Linked DNA regions of Homo sapiens: region 1 is linked to region 2. The links are chromatin contacts, found by Hi-C or POLR2A ChIA-PET in ENCODE. All regions are on one chromosome and are shown on one strand. The core of a region is the stretch at or near the end of the contact, and the rest is flanking DNA. Distances in the headings are between cores, read along the strand shown.

Region 1 (6,002 bases), core at 1,755-4,254, 180 kb before region 2:
TGCTTACCTTTTGCCAGTTGTCCCAAGTGGGGTGTCTTTGCCACCCCACTTGTTTGTTGGGTGCCAGAAAGAGTAGGGGGAAAAGGTAATATTTTTTCCTCACGCATCACAAGGTTCCTGGTTGACACCCCTCTAACAAAGGACAGATTAACAAGAGAAAAGCATATCAATTTATTTAATATAAATTTTATATGACACAGTAGCCTTCAGAAAAAAGCCCCAGTGTCTAGTGAGGGGTCCGTTCTCTGCTTTTTTTTTTTGAGACGGAGTCTTGCTCTGTCACCCAGGCTGGAGTGCAGTGGCGCGATCTCAGCTCACTGCAAGCTCTGCCTCCCGGGTTCACGCCATTCTCCTGCCTCAGCCTCCCAAGTAGCTGGGACTACAGGCGCCCACCACCATGCCTGGCTAATTTTTTGTATTTTTAGTAGAGATGGGGTTTCACCATGTTAGCCAGGATGGTCTTGATCTCCTGACCTCATGATCCTCCCACCTCGGCTTCCCAAAGTGCTGGGATTACAGGCGTGAGCCACTGCGCCCAGCCGATTCTCTGCCTTGAAGATGGTGCTTATTACAGTGTCCTCACCTGGCAAAAGTGGGGGATGAGCTCCTTCGAACCTCTTTTATACACTGATCCCATGGTGAGGACTTCACCCTCATGACCTAAACCCCTCCCAAAGGCCCTACTTTATAATAGTATCGCACTGAGGATTCAGTTCCAACATATGAATTTTGGGGGTACCGACATTCAGACCACAGTGGCCTTCTTGTTGCTGCCCCAGGATTCCTTTTCCTCTCCTCTCTGGGTCCACCCGTACACCTGGTCCCATTGGGCCTTGGAGGTCAGTCTTCCCCTACCTGGAGCCAAGGGGGGCCTCATCTTCCCCCAGACCTGCTCTTGCTCTGGCTCCCCTGTAGGCAGGGTGGGCCTACTTCCCCACCCATCTCCTGGGCTCATTCTTCACACATCACTGGGCTTATACTGGGGAACCTGCTTCCTTCCCAGGTTTCTAGCCTGCTCCACTCTGGTCTTCACTCCCTGCCTGAGACCACAGCACTGTGGCTGGCTCCCTACTCAGTCTTCGTCTCTACCATATTGGCATCTGCCCACCCTGGCTACAGGGTGCCCTCAGGGCTAAGTCAAGCCTCCAAAGGGCAGGGTCTGCTCTCCAACCTTCCCTTCAGGCTCAGAAAATTCTGGAAACCTCCACACCACTCACTTTGAAGGATCTCACCTCCACGTTTGCTGACACTGTCGGCTTCCTGGAATGCTTTTCTTAATCCCAAAGTCCTCCTCTGTTACACAGTAGGGGGGTCTCCTCCAGAAAGTCTTTCTAGGAGGAAGCCCACTCCCATTTGGAACCTCTGCCTCTGGAGGCCAATCCCGTTCTCTTGATCCTTGTCTGGGACCCTCAGTTATCTCTCTGGACTCAGCCAGGACAGCAATTCTCTTCCGTGTATTTTCCTCCTTTTACATTCCCCTTCCACCAATTTTTTTTTTTTTTTTTTTTTTTTTTTTTGAGACGGAGTCTCGCTCTGTCACCAGGCTGGAGTGCAGTGGCGCGTGATCTCGGCTCACTGCAACCTCTGCCTCCCGGGTTCAAGCGATTCTCCTGCCTCAGGCTCCCGAGTAGCTGGGACTACAGGTGCGCGCCACCACGACCGGCTAGTTTTTTTGTGTGTGTTTTGGTAGAGATGGGGTTTCACCATGTTGGCCAGGATGGTTTCCATCTCCTGACCTCGTGATCCGCCCGTCTCGGCCTCCCAAAGTGTTGGGATTACAGGCGCCAGCCACCAAGCCCGGCCCCACCTTTCTTTTTAACCATGAGCCATCTCCAGCCACATCCTCCCCCTACCACTCTCTCCACCCTTCACAGTCCCTCTCAAAACCACAGTGTGGGACACTCCAACCTTATCCCATCAGGAGGCTCTGTGGCTCCAAGCTCTGGGCGCAGCCATTACGGATACGCCTCGGAGGATGGGACCTGCTCGAAGGTGAGGTGGAGAACAATGAATGCCAAGACCCGCGCACGGACCTCTGGGACCAGGCTTTAAGACTGGGAATTAGATTTACTGCAAAATCTCAGTAAAGGAACGGGCACACAAACTAGCACCTGTTCACTCTGGCGGTGTTAAGCGATTCTCCCCGATATCCCGCAGGGGGCGCGCTACGGTCAGCGGCACCGACCGCGGAGGGAGCGGGGAAGGAGCAGGCCGCGGGAGGGAGGGAATGAGCGCGTGACGAAGGGAACAAGTGGAGGAGAGGAGGAAAGAAGGGAATCAAAGAGGGAGGGAGGCAATGGGAGAAGAGGAGAGGGAGGGAGGGAAAGAAGGGGGGAAATGAGACAGGGAGGGAAGGAATGAGAGAGGGAGGAGAGAACGAGAGTTAAGGAGGGAGGGAAAGGGAATGAGAGAGGGAGGGGATGAGAGGGGGAGACAGGGAGGGAGTGAATGAGTGAGGGAGGAAGGGAATGGTGGGTAAGATAGGAAGGGAAGGAATGAGAGAGTGAAGGAGGGAGGGAATGAGAGGGGGGGAGTAAGAGAGGAGAGAAGAGAGTGAAGAAGGGAATGAGGAAAGGAGAGGGAGGATATGAGCGGGGAGGGAGATAGTGAGGAAGGGCAGGAGGAAGTGAGTCGAGGAATGAGGGTAGGACCGAGGCAAGGAAAGAGTCAATGGATTCAGACGGGGCGACTCTCGGCAAATTCGCTCATTCGTTGGTTCGGCCCCGCCAAGTGCCAGGTGCCGCGCTAGTGCGGGGACTCACTGAGCCTTGGCGATCGCTGCTGTCCTCCGCAGAGCGCCGGAGTGGAGCCGCCCCCTGTCTCCCCGCCCCAGGGCCGCCCCCGCGCTGCTACCCGGCCAGGCCGGGAACCCCCGGGCCTACGTCTGGCCCGCCCGGCGCCTGCGCGGCGCACCCACGTGACGGCCCAGGCCCCCGCCCCGCCGGCTCCTCTCGCCCAGCCTCCCGCCTCGCGCCTCCCGCCTCCCGCCTCCCGCCTCCCTCCAGCTGCGAGTGCGGCCTCGGCTGGCGGCGGCACCAGGTCAGCTGCGAGGCGTGAGCCGAACGGGCCGGGCGGCAGCGAACGCGGGGGTCGGGCGGCAAGCAGGCATCGCTGGGCCGGGGACAAGCTAGCGGCGCGGAGTCCGAGGGGCGCGGGGGCGGGCGCGGGCCGGAGGCTCGGGGGCGGCGACCTGAGGAGAGCCCGCGGCCTGACGTGGCGGGGACGCGGCCGGCGGGATCCCCGGGCGCGGGCGCGTAGGGGCCGGGATCTGGCGCTCGGCCAGGGGCCAGGGTGCGAGGCCTCCTCAGCGCGGCTGCTGGCGCGCCGGCCTCCTGGCACCCGGGCGGGCCCTGTTGCCTGCGGCAGGTCCGAATGCGGCCTTCCTGGCCGCGACCCTCCGCGCTGGAGCGGGCGGCCTTGCAACAGGCGGGCGATTTGGGGCCGGCCTGACGAGCCTCAGTTCCCTCGATCGGGCCCGGGGACTGCAGCCGTAGGAGCCCAGCCTTGCCAGCTCTCCCGGTTTCCTGAGAGGAGCCGGAGATCGCGCTGTCAGTGCAAAATCACCAGAGCGCGAAGCGTCGGCTGCCAGTTCTGACCATTTTAGATCCGGTGCGGGCCGAGCCGAGTGGATCTGGGGCGGGCAGCGGGGCACCGCCACCTTCCGCCTGGGCTCCTCACTGGGCGCCCTCGCTCCGGCCCTCCGCGGGGCCGAGTGCCTCCAAGACGGCTCCCTGGGAGATTCTTCCAGAGCGCACCCTTTGGAAGGCTGCCCCGCTGGGAATCAGCACCCACTCCCTCTCCTCTACCGCAGCCGCCCCCTTTGCCTTTGTGGCCGACCTTGCTTCATGCTGCCAAGGATTGAGTTTCTTTGAGGGGATACTGCTCGTTCGGGGGCCCTACAGAAGGCTGAGGGTATCTACTCAGTAAAATCGTACCGAACTGAAAGTTCCTCTGAAATGATTTTGACTCTGCCATCCATCACTTCATAAAAATTCATCTTGTATCCTTCAGTTTGTAGCTATGTGGCACATTAAGCTTCCTTTCTTCTCCCCACTGAAACTTCGAACAGTACAAAACGGGGAACTTGGCTTGTGATGACTAAAATTGGGGATATGAGACTGGGGGCGGGCGCGGTGGCTCATGCCTGTAATCCCAGCACTTTGGGAGGCCAAGGCTGGCAGATCACCTGAGGTCAGGAGAGACTAGCCTGGCCAACATGGTGAAACCCCGTCTCTACTAAAAATACAAAAATTAGCTGGGTGTGGTGACACGTGCTTGTAATCCCAGCTACTCGGGAGGCTGAGGTAGGAGAATCGCTTGAACCCAGGAGATGAAGGCTGCAGTGAGCCAAGACCCTACCACTGCACTCTAGCCTACACCATATAGTGAAACCTCTTCTCTACAAAGAAAATTTGAAAAATTAGCCGGGCGCAGTGGTGAGCTCCTGTTGTTCCAGCTTCTGAGGAAGCTGAGGTGGGAGGATCACTTGAACCTGGGAGCTTGAGACTGCAGTGAACCCCAAGCTGTCTCACCCCAGATAGCCAGGACTACAGGTGTACACCACCATGCCTAGTTAATTTTTAAATTTTTTGTAGAGAAAGGGTCGCGCTATATTGCCCAAGGTGGTCTTGAACTCCACCTACCTGGACCTCCCAAGGCACTGGGATTACAGGCATGAGCCACCATGCCCAGCCTACTTTGCACTTTTTTTTTTGGGGGGGGGGCAAAGTCTGGCTCTGTCGCCCAGGCTGGAGTGCAATGGCACAATCTTGGCTCACTGCAACCTCCACCTCCTGGGTTCAATCGATTCTCCTGCCTCAGCTTCCCCCTTCCTCAGCCTTCCCAGTAGCTGGGATAACAGGCATGCGCCACCACGCCCCACTAATTTTTGTATTTTTAGTAGAGATGGGGCTTCCTCATGTTGGCCAGGCTGGTCTTGAACTCCTGACCTCAGGTGATCCTCCCACGTTGGCCTCCCAAAGTGCTGGGATTACAGGCATGAGCCACTGTGCCCAGCCTACTTTGCACATTGTTTTTTTGTTTGTTTTTTTGTTTTTGAGACGGAGTCTCGCACTGTCATGCAGGCTGGAATGCAGTGGCGTGATTCTCCTGCCTCAGCCTCCCAAGTAGCTGGGATTATAGGCACCTACCACCATGCCCGGCTAATTTTTTTGTATTTTTAGTAGAGATGGGGTTTCACTATGTTGGCCAGGCTGGTCTTGAACTCCTGACCTCGTGATTCATCCGCCTCAGCCTCCCGAAGTGTTGGGATTACAGGCGTGAGCCACTGCGCCCGGCCACTTTGCGCATTTTGACTGTTGCCTAATGTTCTGTCAGATCACTGTGCCATGACATCTGTTCTCCTGAGGGTGGACGTTTTGGTGATTTAAAACCGTATAGATGTGGTTTTAAATGTTTTAAATGTTGCACCCTGTGCTGTGCTCCTTCCCAGCAGAGAATTGATTCATTTTTCAGCATATCCCCCTTAGCCCCTAGCTAAGTTTCTTAAATTGGACTTGGTAAATGTGCTTTGCCTGCCCATGGAAGATGTCTTTCTGTTTTACCGTACTTGTTTTTGCAGTATGGGTTTAGGGAGTAGCTGCCATTTATCCCTTCCCAAGAGAGCAGAGGCACTACTATGCTCACGGAAGGTGAGGATCCACCTGGGGGCTTGATGTCTATTGGGGTAGTTGTGGAGGTCACCCTCAGAGAAGGAGGCCCTCTTGACTCTGCGGTGGTCATGGTGGTGATGAGAAAGCTGAGGCGTGGGTATATGAGACAAGTGCCCAGAGTCTGTCATTAGCAAGTGGTACAGCCAGCCATGGGGGCTTTTGAGATGTTTGTGAGATAAAACCTCACCCCTCAAGAAGCCGGAATCTCCTTGTCGTGGGTAAATAGGCAGGTTTGGGCCGGGCGCGGTGGCTCATGCCTGTAATCCCAGCACTTTGGGAGGTCAAGGCAGATGGATCACCTGAGGTCAGGAATGCGAGACCAGCCTGACC
Region 2 (5,812 bases), core at 3,313-5,812:
TCTGTGAAATTAAAGCCAGGACATTTGAACCCGGAAGGCAGAGGTTGCAGCGAGCCGAGATTGCACCACTGCACTCCAGCCTGGGCAACAGAGCGAGCCTCCATCTCAAAAAAAAAAAAAAAAAAAAAAAAGACAGAGGTTGCTCTCTGAATGCCTGAGGGATTCAGGGCTGAGTCCACCAACATTGTTTCATGAAACTCTACTCAGCCAGCCAGTGGAGGCATCATGTATACAGTCAGCACTCCACATATCCTCACTTCCTGAGCATCTACAGTGCAAACCGACACACTCATCACACTCAAACAGCACATGCCGCACGTCAACCCGAGCCTCCCTCACAGGTTGCTTTCATCTCTTTTTCTCTCTTCACTGCAAGTTTTTTGCCCAAATGCAATTAGACACTTTTTTTTACAGAGACAGAAACCAAAGAGTTTTAACTAGGCACCACTACAGCAGTGGCTGTTGACCATCGTCTCCTGGCTGGAACCAGGGAATCCTGTGGGTGAGGGAGGAGCAATGCAGCAGCCCCAGCTGACTCACTCTGGGGTGGATGGATGGATTTACTCACTTACTTACTTATTTATTATTTGATTCTTGTTCTGTTGCCCAGGCTGCAGTACAGTGGTGTGATCTCAGCTCACTGCAGCCTGGACCTCCTGGGCTCAAGTGATCCCACCTCAGTCTCCCAAGTGGCAAGTAGCTGGGACTTCAGGCACATGCCACTATGCCAGCGAATTTTTTAAACTTTTTGTAGAGACAGGCTCTCACCCTGTTGCCCAGGCTGGTCTTGAACTCCTGGCCTCAAGCCATCTGCCCATCTTGGCCTCCCAAAGTGCTGGGATTACAGGTGTGAGTCACCACACTCAGCCCACTCAGTTTTGAGTGGCCATTTGCTTTGACTCAGCAAACACTTCTGATGGTAACAAAGCACCAACTGGGTGGCTGGTTTCAATCCTACTCTTGCCACCCAACACCGCAACATTTTATCAACCTGGAGCAAATGCTCTCGGGTCCTGAGGAGCTGGCCACACAGCCCATTTTGCTGGTGGGACAGTGGGAAGCCCCGCCCTCCTCCCATCCCACACCACTTAGGCAAGAGCTGTGCCTAGGAAATGTCACCCGTAACTGGTCCGCACAGACCCTGTCTTCTAAAAGGGTGCTGTGCCTCCACCAGACCCCATGAGCAATACATTTGTCAAGCACACGCAAGACATGCCAAGGCCAAGGCCTGACTGATTTGACAGTAAAGACACAATGAGCCCCTCTCATTCAGACCTTATTACTCACAGAGTGAAAATAAGAGAAGCCTGAGGTGGCAGCTCCCTGCTGTCCTGGTGCCACACACTAAAAAGGACAACACTGAAACAAAAGGGGTCAGAGAGCATGCGTTGCGGGACACCCACTGTGGAGGAGCCCCTTGACACTGCAGCTGGGTGGCGTCCTCATCTGCAGCTCTGTTTTGAGGGCCGGGGGCAGGGAGCCTCACCCTCACCAGGGCCAGTGAGGCAGGAAGTGAGGAACAGTCTCGGGAGACAGACGGAGTGAGCGGTGGCCTGGGTGCAGCCTGATGTTCTGGGAGGAGCAGGCTTAGGTCAGGTGCTGTGTGCACCTCTGCATGGCCTATGGGGATCCTGCAATGGCTCAGGGCCCCACAGCAGAGCTGTTTCTCCGCCCACACAACAGACATACAACCTGACACATGAAAACTCACAGAGAAACACAGAAAGGCACATGTGACAAAGAGCCACACAAAAGGCATGCAGCAAAGCCTTTTGACACACGTGCGCGCACACACACACACACACACACACACACACACACAGGCACCCACTCCTTCAAACCTTGGTGTTTGCCCAGACACAGCTGTGTCAGAGACAGGGGACCTGCAGCTCCCCAACACACACCAGTCACCCCACACTAACCCAAGGTGTCACCAGCCAGCCTGGTGGACTCGGGAGGCCAAGTGGAGGTGGACAGTGGCCGCAGAGCAAAGGCCTTCGGTGGATACCACCCGACGGGAAGAGCCATGGGGCCCATCGTGTCCACACACACAGGGGAAACGCACGTCTGCGAACCAGCTCCCCCATTCCTACACATATATCACCCATCCCTGGGGCTCTGGAGGATGAGACCCCTCCTTCCAGACCAGGCCCTCCCTGAAGACCCAGAGGTGGCCCAGGAGTCCCCATGCCTGAGTGACATACTGCTCATGTCCATGAAAAAGAAAAGGAACTTTGTGTGTGTGTGTGTGTGTGTGTGTGTGTGCGCGCGCGCACAATGGAAGTTTATATATATATGTATAAAGTATATATATATATTCATATATATATTCTTTTAAGTTCTGGGGTACATGTGCAGAACGTGCAGGTTTGTTACATAGGTATACACGTGCCATGGTGGTTTGCTGTGCCCATGAACCTATCATCTACATTACGTATTTCTCCTAATGCGAAAGGAACTTTTTTATCTGAGGAATGTGAGCTCCCTTTAATTATCTGGCCCAGAGAGGCACTGGAATGAAACAGCAGTCACATCCCACTCCTACTTGAGCTAACGACCTCTTGAAGCCAATTGCTCTGTGGGTTCCAGACTGACACCAAGTAGGCATAAAAAGCCATACGCTGGACACCATAACTCTTACCCAGTAGTCCAACACCTTATAGCCAGTCACTAAGGGTTCTCTCTGGAAAGCAGTCAGAATTCCTGCTGACTTCATATCAGCCCACTCCTTGTCCCCTTCAGTCTTTAAAAACTTGCTTGTAATAAGGCTGAATGAAGCACTCCCAGGGCAACTTGGTGTGTCCTGGGCAGCTCTCTCAGCCTTGGCCCAGACAAACTCTCTATATGAACTGTGGTTCAGTTTGTTTCTTTAGGTTGACATCCACATTAGGGGAGCAGTGTTGCTGGGCTGGGGAAGCTGGTTCAGGTCAGACGTTGCACCAAGGGTTGGAGAAGGGGCCTTCCTGCATCAGCACCCGGACAAGGCAGAGGAGCAGGTGTCCAAACCCAGGCCTGGCCTGCTCCTGCTGTGGCTCACAGCCCCCACCCCACCTGGCAGACCCCGGAGCTGGCGACAGTGTTGCCCAGCTGGCCACAGACATATCATCACGTGGGGCTGCCCTATATCCTCCCAGTCTCCACACAGACACTCTTCATGGACTGGGGGACTGAGGGCAGGGACACTGGTGAAACAGGCAGGCGTCTTCACCCAGCTAATCATCCCACTCACCACCTCCGGGGGAGGTGACAGTGACCAAGCCCAGCCCCAGCTGGCTCCTGGTCACTCACTACAGACTCAGCTCCCACAATCTCGAGTCCCACCTCCAGCTCCTGCCATTCTGAGGGACCTGGAGGCCAGGGTGCCCGGCGCATGACCAGCTCTGGGTTGTGGACCGCCCTCCACGGCAGTGGCCTGAGCGCTTGTCATTATTCACTTTATTCATGCCTGGTTTCTGTCTGGAAGGGACCACAAGGACATGGCGTGCAGGGGAGCCAATCCTGCCAGGGACTGAGGAAACAGATCCTGGAGAAAACCAGACACTTTGCTGGCACTTCAGGGGGACCCCAGTTGGTTGGCTCAACGCCCCCTCTTCCCCATAGCCAATTACTAACCAATGTTCTCTCTGGAAACCAGTCATAATTCCTAACCTGGTCAAAGCAGGGTCATCTCACACAGCCCAGCCACCCAGCAGGCAGCTAAAGAGTGCCTGATGAAATGCAAGTCTGATCGTGTCTGCGTCCCCAAGCCCTTCCGTGCCCCCTGCTGCTCTATGGACAAGCCCCCAGCAGCCTCTGTAATGCACAGCACCCGCCCTTGTCTCCTGTGCTGGCTTCCGCAGCCTGGCCACACTGGTCCTCTCGCCCACCCACCTGACCTGACTCTGGCAGGGCCTTTGCAGGAGCCATTCCTCCACCCGAGCCCCTCCTATTAAAGCCTGTTCCTAGACGGTTCAGCCCCAGCCACCAGAAGCCCCCCAGCCCCGGCCCAGCAGCTGGCCTGTGGAGCGGGGAGAGCGCAGTCTGGGCTCACGGGCTGGGGGCCACGGAGGCCCAGATGGGGACTCTGGCTCCGACTGTCCTGACCCAGAGGCTCTAGGGCGGTCCTGTCTGTCTCACCCCGGGGGCGGGGAGGACGCAGACAGACCCCAGCGCCACTGCTCGGCCGCGGATGGTGCCTTAGACCCAGGTCCTGTGGGCTCTGGCCCGAGACCCCTGCCTCTGGGGAGGCCGGTGACCGGGACAGTCCACCTCGCAGGCGCGCCGGCGCGGAGCCCGGACCTCGGCCCGCAATGACTCAGCAAGGGCCGGTGGGATTCTCCGTGGTCCTGCGATATCCAGACGGCGGAGTCTCGCCTTTAATGTCGCGCGGGGAGCAGGCAGGTGCGAGCCTGGGCTGAGCAAAACCCTCCTTGGAGTCTCCGCAGAGGAGCGGGGCGCGCCTCCTGAATAAGCAGGCGGCGGGGCGCGGGGCAGGGCGGGGCAGGCGGCCAGGCCCTCTCGGGACTGTCGTAAAAGGGGGCGGAGCGCGCCGCGCGTGGGACAATCGTAAAAGGGGCGGGACGCGCCGCGCTCGGGATGTCGTGAAGCTGGGGGAGCTCGTCGCCGCCGCCGGCGGCTAGCGGGCGTCCGCGCCATGGAGCGCTACGCGGCCGCCTTGGAGGAGGTGGCGGACGGTGCCCGGCAGCAGGAGCGACACTACCAGTTGCTGTCGGCGCTACAGAGCCTGGTGAAGGAGTTGCCCAGGTACGCAGGCGGGGCGGGCGGAGGCCTGCGGAGGCGGCTTCGTTTCCCGCCGGGGCTCACCGCGCCCCCCTACCCGCAGCTCTTTCCAGCAGCGCCTGTCCTACACCACGCTCAGCGACCTGGCCCTGGCGCTTCTCGACGGCACCGTGTTCGAAATCGTGCAGGGGCTACTGGAGATCCAGCACCTCACCGAAAAGAGCCTGTACAACCAGCGCCTGCGCCTACAGAACGAGCACCGAGGTGCGCGGGGGCAGCGGGATGAGGTGCCGCCTCCTCCGGGTCGGCGCCTCCGGGCAGCTCTTGGTATCTGTGCAGATCAGCTCCTTCCTTGGAAGTGTTCGGAAGAGGTCTCTAAGATTGACAAAATCAACGGGCGCAGAGACTGAGACAGCGCCTTTTTGGTGATCAGTGGGTCCAACCAGTTTTGTTTTCAGTTGCGCAGCACCCACCTTCTTAGCAGAAACTCCCTGTTCGGGCTTCCCTGTGCCCCACGCGCTTCCAGACAGGATGGCCCTAGGCCTCGGTGCCTGATTGGCCTGCAGGCAGACTCTGGTGGTGGCGCTGACTGCAGCAGCATTGCCCCTCAGTAGTTGGAAGTCTGTTGACAGTTGTGCAGCAAGCGTCTTTCAGGGTCAGTTCCCTCTCAGGCCTCGCAGGGCCTCATTCCAGTTGCACATCAAATTCCTAAGCACTGTCTCCTGTGGCGCCCTCCCAAACCCGAAGAGCTTCCCACTTGAGCCAGGCCTGCTTGGTGGGCTTGGGAGCCCTTTCCTGCAAATTATATAGGGCAGGTCCCCCTGCACCATCAGTTTCCACCTTTGTTATTTTTCCCAAACTTCTTATTTTAGAAGTTAAAACATTTAGAAAAGCTGAAAAGATAGTATAGTGCATACGCTTGTGCTCTTCACTAAAGTTCAATAGTTAACGTTTTGCTCTAGTTCTTGACATCCCAAAATATATACATGTGACAGCATAGCATTCACCAAGAGTCTTCAGCATTCCTGGAGACCAGGATTTTCAACCCAGCCATGCTGACATTTGTGGCTGGGTAAGTCTTTTTGGTGAGATG

Evidence for each region. A loop is a pair of places that touch in the nucleus more often than their neighbours do. ChIA-PET counts read pairs that join two places held with the same protein, here RNA polymerase II (POLR2A). Pooled maps may share reads with other maps.
Region 1: a loop to region 2 is called in a map of endothelial cell of umbilical vein, with 5 times the contacts of the local background. The contact joins the promoter of KLHL22 here to the promoter of DGCR6L in region 2. A Hi-C loop is called at or near these places in 7 of 168 maps with a recorded cell type or tissue (CD8-positive, alpha-beta T cell, K562, dorsolateral prefrontal cortex and 3 more), 6 of 37 single-sample maps with no recorded cell type and 18 of 50 pooled maps. POLR2A ChIA-PET finds 5 or more read pairs at or near these places in 6 of 52 experiments (Caco-2, K562, activated CD4-positive, alpha-beta T cell and 2 more).

Annotation. Positions count from the first base shown.
Region 1 is chr22:20,492,797-20,498,798 of GRCh38, reverse strand. KLHL22 (kelch like family member 22) reads left to right here and starts at 3,004. Exons shown (of 7, transcript NM_032775.4): 1 at 3,004-3,039. LOC101928824 (a long non-coding RNA gene) reads right to left here and starts at 2,886. Exons shown (of 4, transcript XR_007068011.1): 1 at 2,112-2,886; 2 at 8-132. RefSeq lists an enhancer at 1,838-2,490 and a silencer at 2,685-3,344.
Region 2 is chr22:20,318,810-20,324,621 of GRCh38, reverse strand. DGCR6L (DiGeorge syndrome critical region gene 6 like) reads left to right here and starts at 4,562. Exons shown (of 5, transcript NM_033257.4): 1 at 4,562-4,743; 2 at 4,823-4,983. The coding sequence starts at 4,634. RefSeq lists silencers at 4,156-4,205, 4,396-4,525, 4,656-4,885, 4,922-5,216 and an enhancer at 3,489-4,276.